Linked DNA regions of Mus musculus: region 1 is linked to region 2. The links are chromatin loops, found by intact Hi-C in ENCODE. Cell type or tissue: left cerebral cortex. All regions are shown on one strand. Links, peaks and the distances in the headings refer to the core of each region. The heading gives the core; the rest is flanking DNA.

What was found. A loop is a pair of places that touch in the nucleus more often than their neighbours do. Peaks named below come from ENCODE experiments on the same cell type or tissue, not always from the same donor. Only the 100,000 strongest peaks of a DNase experiment are listed, where the experiment ranks them.
Region 1: it touches region 2 in a loop (2.7-fold over the local background); 2 of 42 quality-filtered maps call a loop at or near these places.

Annotation. Positions count from the first base shown.
Region 1 is chr2:167,041,958-167,047,330 of GRCm38, forward strand. It overlaps Znfx1 (zinc finger, NFX1-type containing 1), which reads right to left. Exons shown (of 14, transcript NM_001033196.2): 7 at 4,935-5,049; 8 at 2,039-2,286; 9 at 591-730; 10 at 93-247. Among named protein-coding and RNA genes, the nearest start is that of Zfas1, 18 kb to the right of the region's middle. In left cerebral cortex, for the core only: a CTCF peak has its summit at 2,963 (motif pointing right); no DNase peak of the experiment used is centred there.
Region 2 is chr2:166,931,897-166,937,269 of GRCm38, forward strand. Cse1l (chromosome segregation 1-like (S. cerevisiae)) reads left to right here. Exons shown (of 25, transcript NM_023565.3): 14 at 237-298; 15 at 2,857-2,993; 16 at 4,027-4,130. Among named protein-coding and RNA genes, the nearest start is that of Gm31204, 27 kb to the left of the region's middle. In left cerebral cortex, for the core only: no CTCF peak of the experiment used is centred there; a DNase peak (open chromatin) is centred at 2,296.

The DNA of each region.
Region 1 (5,373 bases), core at 212-5,211, 110 kb after region 2:
CCACTGAATAAGAGGGTGGGGGCCCCAAGTGAGCAGGTGGGACCTGCTCAATAAACTTGGCTTCAACAAGTAAATCCCACCCACCTTCTTACCTGTGGTTGTCATGCCCACAACTTCGGCATCTTTGAGGATGTGAAGGTCTTCCTGGAGTCTCAGCTCGGCCATTCTTTCTGCCCATGTGCGGTACTGGCGTTCATAGCTGAGGATCCTCCGGCGAGTGTCGGCTTGGTACATCTGCAGCCACAGCCTGGAGAATGAAGAACCAGGAAAGGAAGCCTTTCTTTAGTAAGTGCTCTTTGAGTGAATGATGTGCCAGTTCCTCAAGTGAGCCCTAAAGCGCTCCAGAGTTTACAGGCCAGACAGGGAGAATGAGGCCCAAGATTACAGAAACCCAGGCTGAAAATGCCCCATAAAAGCTGTGCAGGGAGGGAAGCGAAGACAGAGCACACAGACACTCTGCTGTGCAAGCCTCCAATGTCCTCCTCATTTGAGCCGTAGGAGGTCCTGCCCAATCTGACCCATCCTAGGGACCAGACAGAATTCCATGGGAAATCACAGGGACCGGCTAGGTTTGGGCACCACACCCATACCTATAGAGCTGCCAGCGGGAGCTCAGGTCCAGCTGCCAGACGTCCTGGATCCCATTGGCCTCGGCCTTGGTCATGGTATTCAGTTTGCGAAGCTCCACCTTCACTCTCCTCTTCATCTTCTTTTTCTGGCCACGCTGAGTCTACAGATGTAAACCCCAAGAAAGACGGTGAGCAGAGGCCCCAGCACAGGACAAAGGGATGGCTACCTAGTGAGCTCTGTTTCACTCTCTCAACAGCTACTCCATCACGAGTAGTTACACAAAGTTCCAGAGACCTGCCTGGGCCCCAAATCTGTCCTGACTCTTCTCAAGTGATGTGACCTAGGGTGCTTGCTGCAGGCTTGGCAGTGTGAAGAGCCCTGGGAAGGACCTCACCTGGCCAGCAATGGCTGACCACTGGCCACAATGTCTCAGATGTCATCGTGACATTTTCTGACTGTGTTTGGGCCATGTCTCTAGCTTCCCCTTTCCCTGCTACTCCTGCCTGGACTCGCTTTGACAACCATTTCCTCCTCTTTCTACAGTAGGTATGTATCCTCAAAGTAGAGCCTCGCGGGCTCTTGCTCTCTGGGTCACTGCCTAGGAGCTGGCGTTTGATACAGGGTCTGTCATAGGCCAGCTACAATGGTCCTTGCACACAATATCTTATCCCTTCTGGATCTGTCGCTGAATGAAGCTACAAGATTTTATGAGGACTGGCATGTGAACTGATGTCACCACACTAAAGGGCCCAATCCCAAGTGACACAGCAGAGAGAAGCCCAACACAGTTTTAAGAACTGGGCTTATTCCTCTGCCCCACACAATACTACTAACCTGAGCCAGTAAGGCACAGACAGACGCTAAGGTGAAAATTACTGCAGCCATGTTGTCCTTAAGAGGCCTTCATTCTCAGTCAGGGTTACGGGTTGGTATGTGGAGTAGCAGGTCTCCTGTTCACATGCTAGCACAGAGTAAGTGCTTCACAAGCACTGGGAAGCCTATCGGAGACCTAAGCCACAGCACCACACCACCGTGGCTCAGAGATAAGAGCTGGATTCCAGGGCGACTAAGGATGAGGTCCTCGGTTATCTGCACTGGCTGCTCACAGACCCCAAGGCTGACAAGGTGTGTGAGATGACAAAGCACCATACTGTGATGTGACACCATCTAAGTTGCTCGATCCTGCCAGGGCCCCTCTGACCGACCATAGCTTTTTTTTTTTTTTTTTTTTTTTTTTGTAACAGGGTTTTTCTGTGTAGCCCTGGCTATCCTGGAACTCACTCTGTAGACCATAGCTTTTCTACCCTCAGGTTATGTCAGCCAGCTGTGGATGAAGTGATGATGTAACAGTAATAACAGCGTTGGCCAAACTGGGCCTGAACATCGCCAGGGCCTGTTCCAGCAGAGCCCACTCCAAGTCTGCCTGGGAAGACTAAGTCCTCTCTTTCAGGCAAGGAAGCTGGTTTACCTCCCACTCTTCTGTAGCTTGTTCTGGTCCAGCTGTAGTCCCAGGCACTTCCTGGTCCAGTCTCATGGCCAACAGCATTTTAGCCAGCTCCTGGTCGGTTCCGTTCTCTTCCTTCTTTCTTCTTCGAGGTCTCACCACCTCCTCCTCTTCAATCACTCTGTCCGCTTGGATCAGGTCGGCTTCTTCCGCAATCTCGATTAGGGAACCCTCCTCTTCCCCTTCCTCCTCCTCTTCCCCCTCTGCCTGGGCTAAGAGAGGAAGCAGGTAGGAAAAGGATACCTGTGAGAGCTCACACAGGACAGGCTCATGGCGCTAAGCAGTCCTGGGAAGGGAAGGGAAGGGACGAATACCAGGGACAGAGACCTAAAGTTACCTGTAGTGCATTTGCTACATTTTATCAAGTTTTAAAAATTATGTAGAAGAAGGCTCTTTTGGGAGAGGTTGCAGAGAAAGAGTGTCACTGCAAAATCCTAGAATGCACTACGTAGACTGCGTAGCCCAGTCTCAGCCTGTCTGACACCTGCCTGCCTCTGTGTCCCGAATGCTCGAAGGTAAAGGTGTGCATTGCCAGGCCCACTCGGAAAAGTTTCGGTTTTGTTTTCTTTTTTGAGTCAGGATTTTTCTTTATAGCCTTGTCTATCTTAAAATTCATTGTATAGACTAGGCTGGCCCTTGAACTCACAGAAATCTGCCTACCTCTGCTTCTCAAGAATGCTGGGACTAAAAGTGTGGGCCACTACCACCCAGCTATCCAAAAATGCCTTTTAAGAAAGTTTTCACTGTATCAATTATAAAAATGAGGGTAATTATAAATACAATGTAAGTGTGAAATTTACTTTTTATTTACTTAAAATGTTTAGTTATTTAATGTATATTAGTACACTGTAGCTGTTTTTAGATACACCAGAAGAGGGCACTGGGTCTCATTAACAGATGGTTGTGAGCCACCATGCGGTTGAACTCAGGACCTCTGGAAGAGTAGTCAGTGCTATTAACCGCTGAGCCATCTCTCCAGCCCTATTTTTTATTTTTTAATGTGTATTGCTTCCATGTATGTCTGTGCACCACAGGCATGCCTGATGTTGGTATAGGATTCCCCAGGGCTAGACAGTTGTGAGCTGCGATGTGGGTGCTGAGAGCTGAACCCTCTACACGAGTAGCCCATGATCTTAACTGCTAAGTCATCTCTGTGCTCTCCCACTCTGTGCTGGGTTTTCTGTTGTTTTTTTTTTGTTCTTGTTTGTCGTGTGGCTCAGGCTAGCCTCTGACTTCTGAGGCTGGGATTATAACTTGTTTGTTGTGTGGCTCAGGCTAGCCTCTGACTTCTGAGGCTGGGATTATAACTTGTTTGTTGTGTGGCTCAGGCTAGCCTCTGACTCCTGAGGCTGGGGTTATAACTTGTTTGTTGTGTGGCTCAGGCTAGCCTCTGACTCCTGAGGCTGGGGTTATAACTTGTTTGTTGTGTGGCTCAGGCTAGCCTCTGACTCCTGAGGCTGGGATTATAACTTGTTTGTTGTGTGGCTCAGGCTAGCCTCTGACTCCTGAGGCTGGGATTATAACTTGTTTGTTGTGTGGCTCAGGCTAGCCTCTGACTCCTGAGGCTGGGGTTATAACTTGTTTGTAGTGTGGCTCAGGCTAGCCTCTGACTCCTGAGGCTGGGATTATAACTTGTTTGTAGTGTGGCTCAGGCTAGCCTCTGACTCCTGAGGCTGGGATTATAACTTGTTTGTTGTGTGGCTCAGGCTAGCCTCTGACTCCTGAGGCTGGGATTATAACTTGTTTGTAGTGTGGCTCAGGCTAGCCTCTGACTCCTGAGGCTGGGGTTATAACTGTGCATAACCACATATTAAGTCCCCTGGTTTCCTTTTCTTTTCTTTTTTTTTTTTTCTTTTTTTCTTGAGGCAGGGATTCTCTGTGCTGTCCTGGAACTCACTCTGTAGACCAGGTTGGCTTTGAACTCTTAAAGATCCTCCTGCCTCTGCCTCCTGAGTGCTGGAACTCAAGGTGTGCACCACCACTGCCTGGCATCTCTGGTTTCTTTGAAATTTATTTTTATTATTATCAGTACATATGTGTGTATGTGCATATTTGTGTGTGTGTGTTTTGAGACAAGTTCTTACACTGCCCAAGCTGGCTTTGAAGTTGTAATAGAGTCGGTTAGTTTTCTTTTCTTTCTTTTTCCTTTCTTTTTTTGAGACTGGGCCTCTCAACAGCTGTCCTGGAACTTACTATGTAGACCAGGATGGCTCTGAACACACAGAAGTCCTTCTGCCTGTGACTACCTAGTACTGGAATTAAAAATATATGTTGCTGGGCATGGTGACACACGCCTTTAATCCCAGTACTTGGGAGGCAGAGGCAGGTAGATTTCTGAGTTCAAGGCCAGCCTGGTCTACAAAGTGAGTTCCAGGACAGCCAGGGCTATACAGAGAAACCCTGTCTCGAAAAACCAAAAAAAATAAAAAACCAAAAAACAAAAAACTCCAACAAAACAAAACAAAAAATATATATGTCATCACCCCTGACTTTAACTTATTATGTAGGTAAGGATGACCTTGAATTTGTGATCCGCCTGCCTGTACCTCTGAATCCTGGGCTTATCGGCATGTGCCAGCATGCCTGGTTTCAGGGTGCCAAGGATGGAACCACCTACAGCTTTATATATGCCAGGCAAGCACTCAGCTGTGACTCTCTAGTTTCTAACAAGCATTTCCCTTGTGTGTACTCAACAACAGTACTCTCCAAATTGTGCCCATCAGTCTGGGCCTTGCTGTCCTGTTAAGTCCTCTGCTATCTGACGCAGATTGTCATGTATGGACCCTGCATTCTGAGTCAGGTCGTTCTGGCTTTTACTATACTCCAGCTGACGGTGTCTTGGGTCACATGACCCTCCTACCTGTGTTCTCAGGTCCTGCTGGAGATGCACTCTGAGTGAAGGAGCCCACACCAAGCCCCAGCCATTCAAGAATCATGGAGTGCTTCGAGGGCTGCACACAGACCCAGTCAGCATCCTGTGAAGGAAGAATTGTCAGTCATGAGAATTCTGTGGCAACCAGAATGAAGACAGTGTCTCTTCAAAGGATTTAAAATTCTTTCCTGGGCTGGAGAGATGGCTCAGAGGTTAACAGCACTGGCTGCTCTTCCAGACATCCTGAGTTCAAGTCCCAGCAACCACATGGTGGCTCACAACCATCTATGAGATCTGGTGCCCTCTTCTGGTGTGCAGGAATTTACGTAGGCAGAACACTATGTACATAGTAAATAAATAAATCTTTAAGGGGGAAAAAAAGGATGATATAAAATTCTTTCCTGAGGGTAAATCTCAAGAGTAGGTT
Region 2 (5,373 bases), core at 58-5,057:
GTATTTTACCATCACTAACTTGCTTTCCTTTCACAAGACGAATTGAAAGCAAATGGCAGCTGAGTGAATTGAGTTTAGACAGCTTAATTGTTGGGACATTGACATTCATGCACATCAGTTAACTCTGGTCACCTGACCAGGAGTAGCTTGTTTAAGCTCCGATGTCTGATTTGTCAGTAATCTTCAGATCTTAAGTAATTGTGGTTTTTGTTTTTTGTTTTTTTGTTTTTTTTCAGTGAATGAGTTTCCTGTGCTTAAAGCTGATGGTATCAAATATATTATGATTTTTAGGAATCAAGTAAGTAGTGCTTTCCCCCTGTCCCCACCTTGAGTTTGTTTTGTGTAGCAGCTTCTTAAGTCTACTGTGCAATCAATATTGTATATCTACATCTAGCCAAAAACCTTCCTTAGTAACCTGGGATTCCAGGTGACGCTTCATTTCCCTTAGTTATCTTTTTTTCCCTTGTCCTGGGAACTGAACCCATGGACTCAAACATGCTAGGGAATCATCCTGATGTGTTGATCCATGTAGTCCTCTTTGTATCTTGTGTTCTTCCCTAGTTATATTAAAGACTGATCCGAACTCTCCACAGGTTGCTTTAGTTCACCTGTCTGGTGTGTTCTTCTTCATACTGGAGTGAGCTCTGCTCGCCTTACAGTTAGGACAGTTCATTAAAAAAGTGCGGCATTGCACACTGCTTCTGGCTCAGTGTATCCTCACGGTAGTGTCTTGATCCTCTAGTCTAGCTTGAATTAATACATGTATATGGGATAAATGGGTATGCCACAGCATAAGTACAGAGGTCAGAAGACAAATGGCTGGAGTGGTCCTCTCCTGACATGTGGGCGGAGCGAACATCAGGCATGGCCGCAAGCATCTGTATTTCCATCTTGTTGGAGCTGACCACTTGATTTCTCCCAAGAGAGGAAAAATGCATCATGGATATACTTTGTCATATTACTTATGTTTTCTATTATTATTTGTGTTATTATCCAAGCACTCAATGACAGCTGTCCACTTTTAGAAATAGCATGGTCGCCGGGCGTGGTGGTGCACGCCTTTAATCCCAGCACTTGGGAGGCAGAGGCAGGTGGATTTCTGAGTTCAAGGCCAGCCTGGTCTACAGAGTGAGTTCAGGACAGCCAGAGCTACACAGAGAAACCCTGTCTCGAAAAACCAAAAAAAAAAAAAGAAAAAAAGAAAAGCTCACCATCATCTCTTCTTTTTATAACATTTTAATATTTTGCATATTCTTAGGTTTACTTACAAAATACACACCTCATGATTTTTACTGTATTTTAACATTGCTACAATGTTGTCAGGAGATAATATAGTTGTCAGTTTCTATAGAAAACATTCTTGTAGTTATCTTACTCATACAGGCTTTAGGATGGTTTAGCTGCCTATTTTTGGCTAACAGGCCTCTGGCATATTGCTTCTGTGTCTACTTTATATAGAGTCTAAAGTCATTGCTAGTTTTTCTCAAATGATAAGATGTTCCAGATTCATCTTCTACATTTCCTGCCTAGACCTGGCTAGCCCCTGTGAAAGGTGGAAATTTAAAGACCACTGTCTGCAGCCGGCTATGGCTGCCTATACATGTACTCCCGGGATTCGGGAGTCTGAGAGGCAAAAGCAGGGTGGCCTCCGTAAGCAAGGCCACTTGAGGATGTCCTGTCTCAAAGGAAAACCGCAACTTAGACTAGACCACCAAATGGCCCCAGGGTTATCACCAATGAAGTGTTACTGGTTCTTCTGGGGGAAAATTGAAAAGGAAATAAATCACTGTAGGATAATTCTTTCTTTTGATTTGGGCTTTGCATTGTCTTCACAACAGTGTCCTACAGTTTGCCTAGACTGGCTTGGGACTCACTATGAGACCAGGTCGGCCTAACATTTCAGATACTCCTTCCAGGAATTAAAAATATGCACCGCTATACTCCTCTTAATGTAACATTAGTGATGTTCTATTTATACTTACTTCCTTAATTTATCCTAACTTGGAAGTACAAGGATGTTTTAAGTTTGTTATGTGTGTGAGAGTTTTGCTTACAATGCACATGTAGTCCACATGTGTGCCTGGTGCCCTTGCCTGTCATCAGGGGGCATCAGATTCCCTGGTACTGGTGTTACAGATGGTTGTGAGCCACCATGTGTTTGCTGGAGATTGGACCTGGGTCCTCCGAAAGATCAGTGTCTTAACCTCCGAGCCGTCTTTCCAGTCCCTCTCTGGGTATTCACACCCTTGGCGATAACCTAGTTAAATACTTCCAGTGTGGCTCCAGCAGGATGACTCAGCTGGTAAAGGCATCTGTGGCCAAGGCTGGGAACCAGAATTCAGTTTTGAAAATCCACATAGAAGAGCGGTGCCTCCTGCAAGGTGTGAGCTCTCCTCCACGTGCTCAAACACAATTTGAACTACCATATGTAAAATAACTTTGAATTATTTTAAAGTATGGTTCTTAAAATTGTAGAAAGCTGTTTTTCAATATTTTGGTGTGCTTACTTGTTTTAAGATTCTGCCTTCATCATGCCAGGAGTTCAGAAAAGAATGGGGGGCGACAGTGGAGTTAATGGCTAGAGAAGGGGCTCATACCTGTCTCTACTCCAGCTCCAGAGGATCTGACCGCAGGCCCTGAATGCACAGAGCACACACTCATACACATGAGTAAATACTTCCTAATAAACCGTGCTTGGGAACACAGCCGTGCAGACCTCACTCTATCAACAATACAGCCTGTCACAGCACAGCAGGGGGGAGCTGTGGGCCTGGTTATTAATGTCAACGCAGTGGTTTTCCATTTCTTTTTCTAAAAAGTAACATTGGATTTAGAAGATATGGTAATGTTTTTCAGGTACCAAAAGAGCACCTCCTAGTCTCTATTCCCCTCTTGATCAGTCACCTGGAGGCTGAGAGTATTGTCGTCCACACTTATGCCGCACATGCTCTCGAAAGGCTGTTCACTATGAGAGGGTCAAACAATACCACTCTGTAAGTATTTGATTTCTGAGTGTTTCCTGTACTTTTTAGCTTAAGGCAGAGGGGTATACCTTACTGGTGTGAGATGTCTCAGGGTGTTTTCCTAATGTCATTAGTATTTAGAAAAACTTATATGTGTAATTTTTATTCATTTAACTTCTCTTTCCAAAAGGATGTAAGGCAATTCACTAAATAGAGTCATTCTATTAATGAATTAGAGCAGAGTAAAATAACAATTGTGAGGTTGTTGAAAACAAACAAATGTATGTCAGGAGGCCTCATATAATGACAAGCCTGCTAGCTTTATTTGAAGTCTTGTCAGCAGTCAGGAGAGAGGGAAACATGGAGACTTGAGTATTTATTGAGAGTAAAGCAAAGGGCTTCGTCAGACACTGTGTGGCCGCATGTGTCTGCAGTGTCTCCCAACTGCTGCTGCGCATAGCTCTCTTGTTCTCAGCTCTGAGATACACTTCAGTTGAATAACTCATTCTTTGGGTGTCAGGAAAGTAGCTCTTGTGTCTGATGCCAGATGAAATGCACAGGAGGGTTCTGCATGACTGTCAGACCGTTTTTCAGTGTTAAGTCTTGACACCAAGTGCTAGGTAAGACATGGAACACAGTCTTGGGCTCTGATCTTCACCCAGCCTTGAGCACAAACGCTCTCAGTGGCCACACAGGATGAAAGGACATCCTGAGAGGCGCCTTCAGGCCCAGGTGTGAATGCAGAGGTCATTTGCTGTACCTTCAAGAAAAGAAGGTGGCTGAAACCCTTCTGATTGTGGGCGCTGTTCTCTGTGGTTGTAGACAGGAGCAAGAGGCCACTGAGCTCACTGGTGTGTTTGTTCAGTTATGCTTGACCCCGTTGTGTCATTAGGAACTGAACATGAGCGCATGTAAGCAGTTACTTCCTAGATGTGCCCACAATTGTCAGTGGTGAGAGATGGCTCATTTTGTGCCAAGAAGTGTGATGTAGTGTTTGCCCAGGGCACTCCACAGTGAAAGGCTGAGAGTTCGTAGTGACTGAAAGCTGTTTTCTCGTCTATAGTTTTACAGCTGCAGAAATCGCACCGTTTGTTGAGATTCTGCTAACAAACCTTTTCAAAGCTCTCACACTTCCTGGCTCTTCAGAAAATGAATATATTATGAAAGGTAGGCCGTTTCCCTGGTGTTTAGACCATAACTATCTAACCTCAGATTACAAGGTAAACACTCTGTAGTTATACATCAGGTTTCCATACTTCAAAAACTAGGTACTGTCTGTTCAAACAAAAATTTTTCTGCTTTTTTTTTTAAAAGTAAAATAAATGTTACTTTGTTAACTAACATTTTACTTTAGACCTGTAGTAAATTTTAATTTTTCTTTCATAGAGTTATTTTCAGAGTTATTTCAAATTAGCTCATGAAATAGTGTCTGTTGACTGTGCTCTGCTGAGTATGGTAAAGCAGGGCCACCTGCACTTAGCTCCCAGGGGTGCTGGCACAGGATGCCCTGCCATGTGCTAGGAGAGCTCGGTGCCAGCTTTAACTTCCGGAACAATCTCACTGTCACATCTCAGAGGTCTCTATTGCTTTCAAAATCATGATGCATGCTTTCCAAAGGAACTCCCTGAGGGGAGTGTATGTATATGTGACTTTGAATCAAGGTGGATATTCATGGGTTTCAGCACCATGAGGGACCAAAGTGATCTGTGGTCTCTGTTACTGTGTGCCTGTGTGCATGGCGTTGTGACCTTTTCAATAAATATTGTCACATCCTGAGTGCCTTACCTCAGGCTGGGTTGATGTGAGTCTTTATTCAGGTTGAGGACATTTCACAGCCAGAGAAGTGAAATTTCTGCTTCTTAGACCAAGCATGTGGTAGTGGGGCTTTGTGGTCAACCCTGATTCTGGAAATGAACCTCCAGGGCTACTAATGAGCCTTCAGTAGTTTCCCAATGTACGCCTCTCCCGTGCTCTGTGCTTTTAGGTACCTGCCTGTTGCTAGGCAAAGTTTTTACAGTCCAGACTATGGCTTCATATGTTTAGCATTTTAACATGTTTAAGAAGATTGGTAGCTGATATTTTCTTTTAGTTATCTGTGAGCTGAGACTGTGTTTCTTTTAGACCGTGGATAACAATTCTGTCAGTGGTTTCTAATTAGAAGATAGTAGGGCTGTTCCCTGAATGGTCTGCTTCTCTGTCCTGGCCACCCCACTTGCTCCTTACTCTGTCTGCTTCTTTCCTTATCCAGTAATGTTTCTGTTGTCCCTTTTTAAATTCTTTAACCTTTGGGCCTTATACAAGTGTTTTAGTATTTCCCACCTAAGCCTGATAGAAAGGGAAAGGAGACATTTTTAAGTGTACGAAGGTATATAGGGGATATTTAAGCATCTTAGATTTTTATTGATCATCA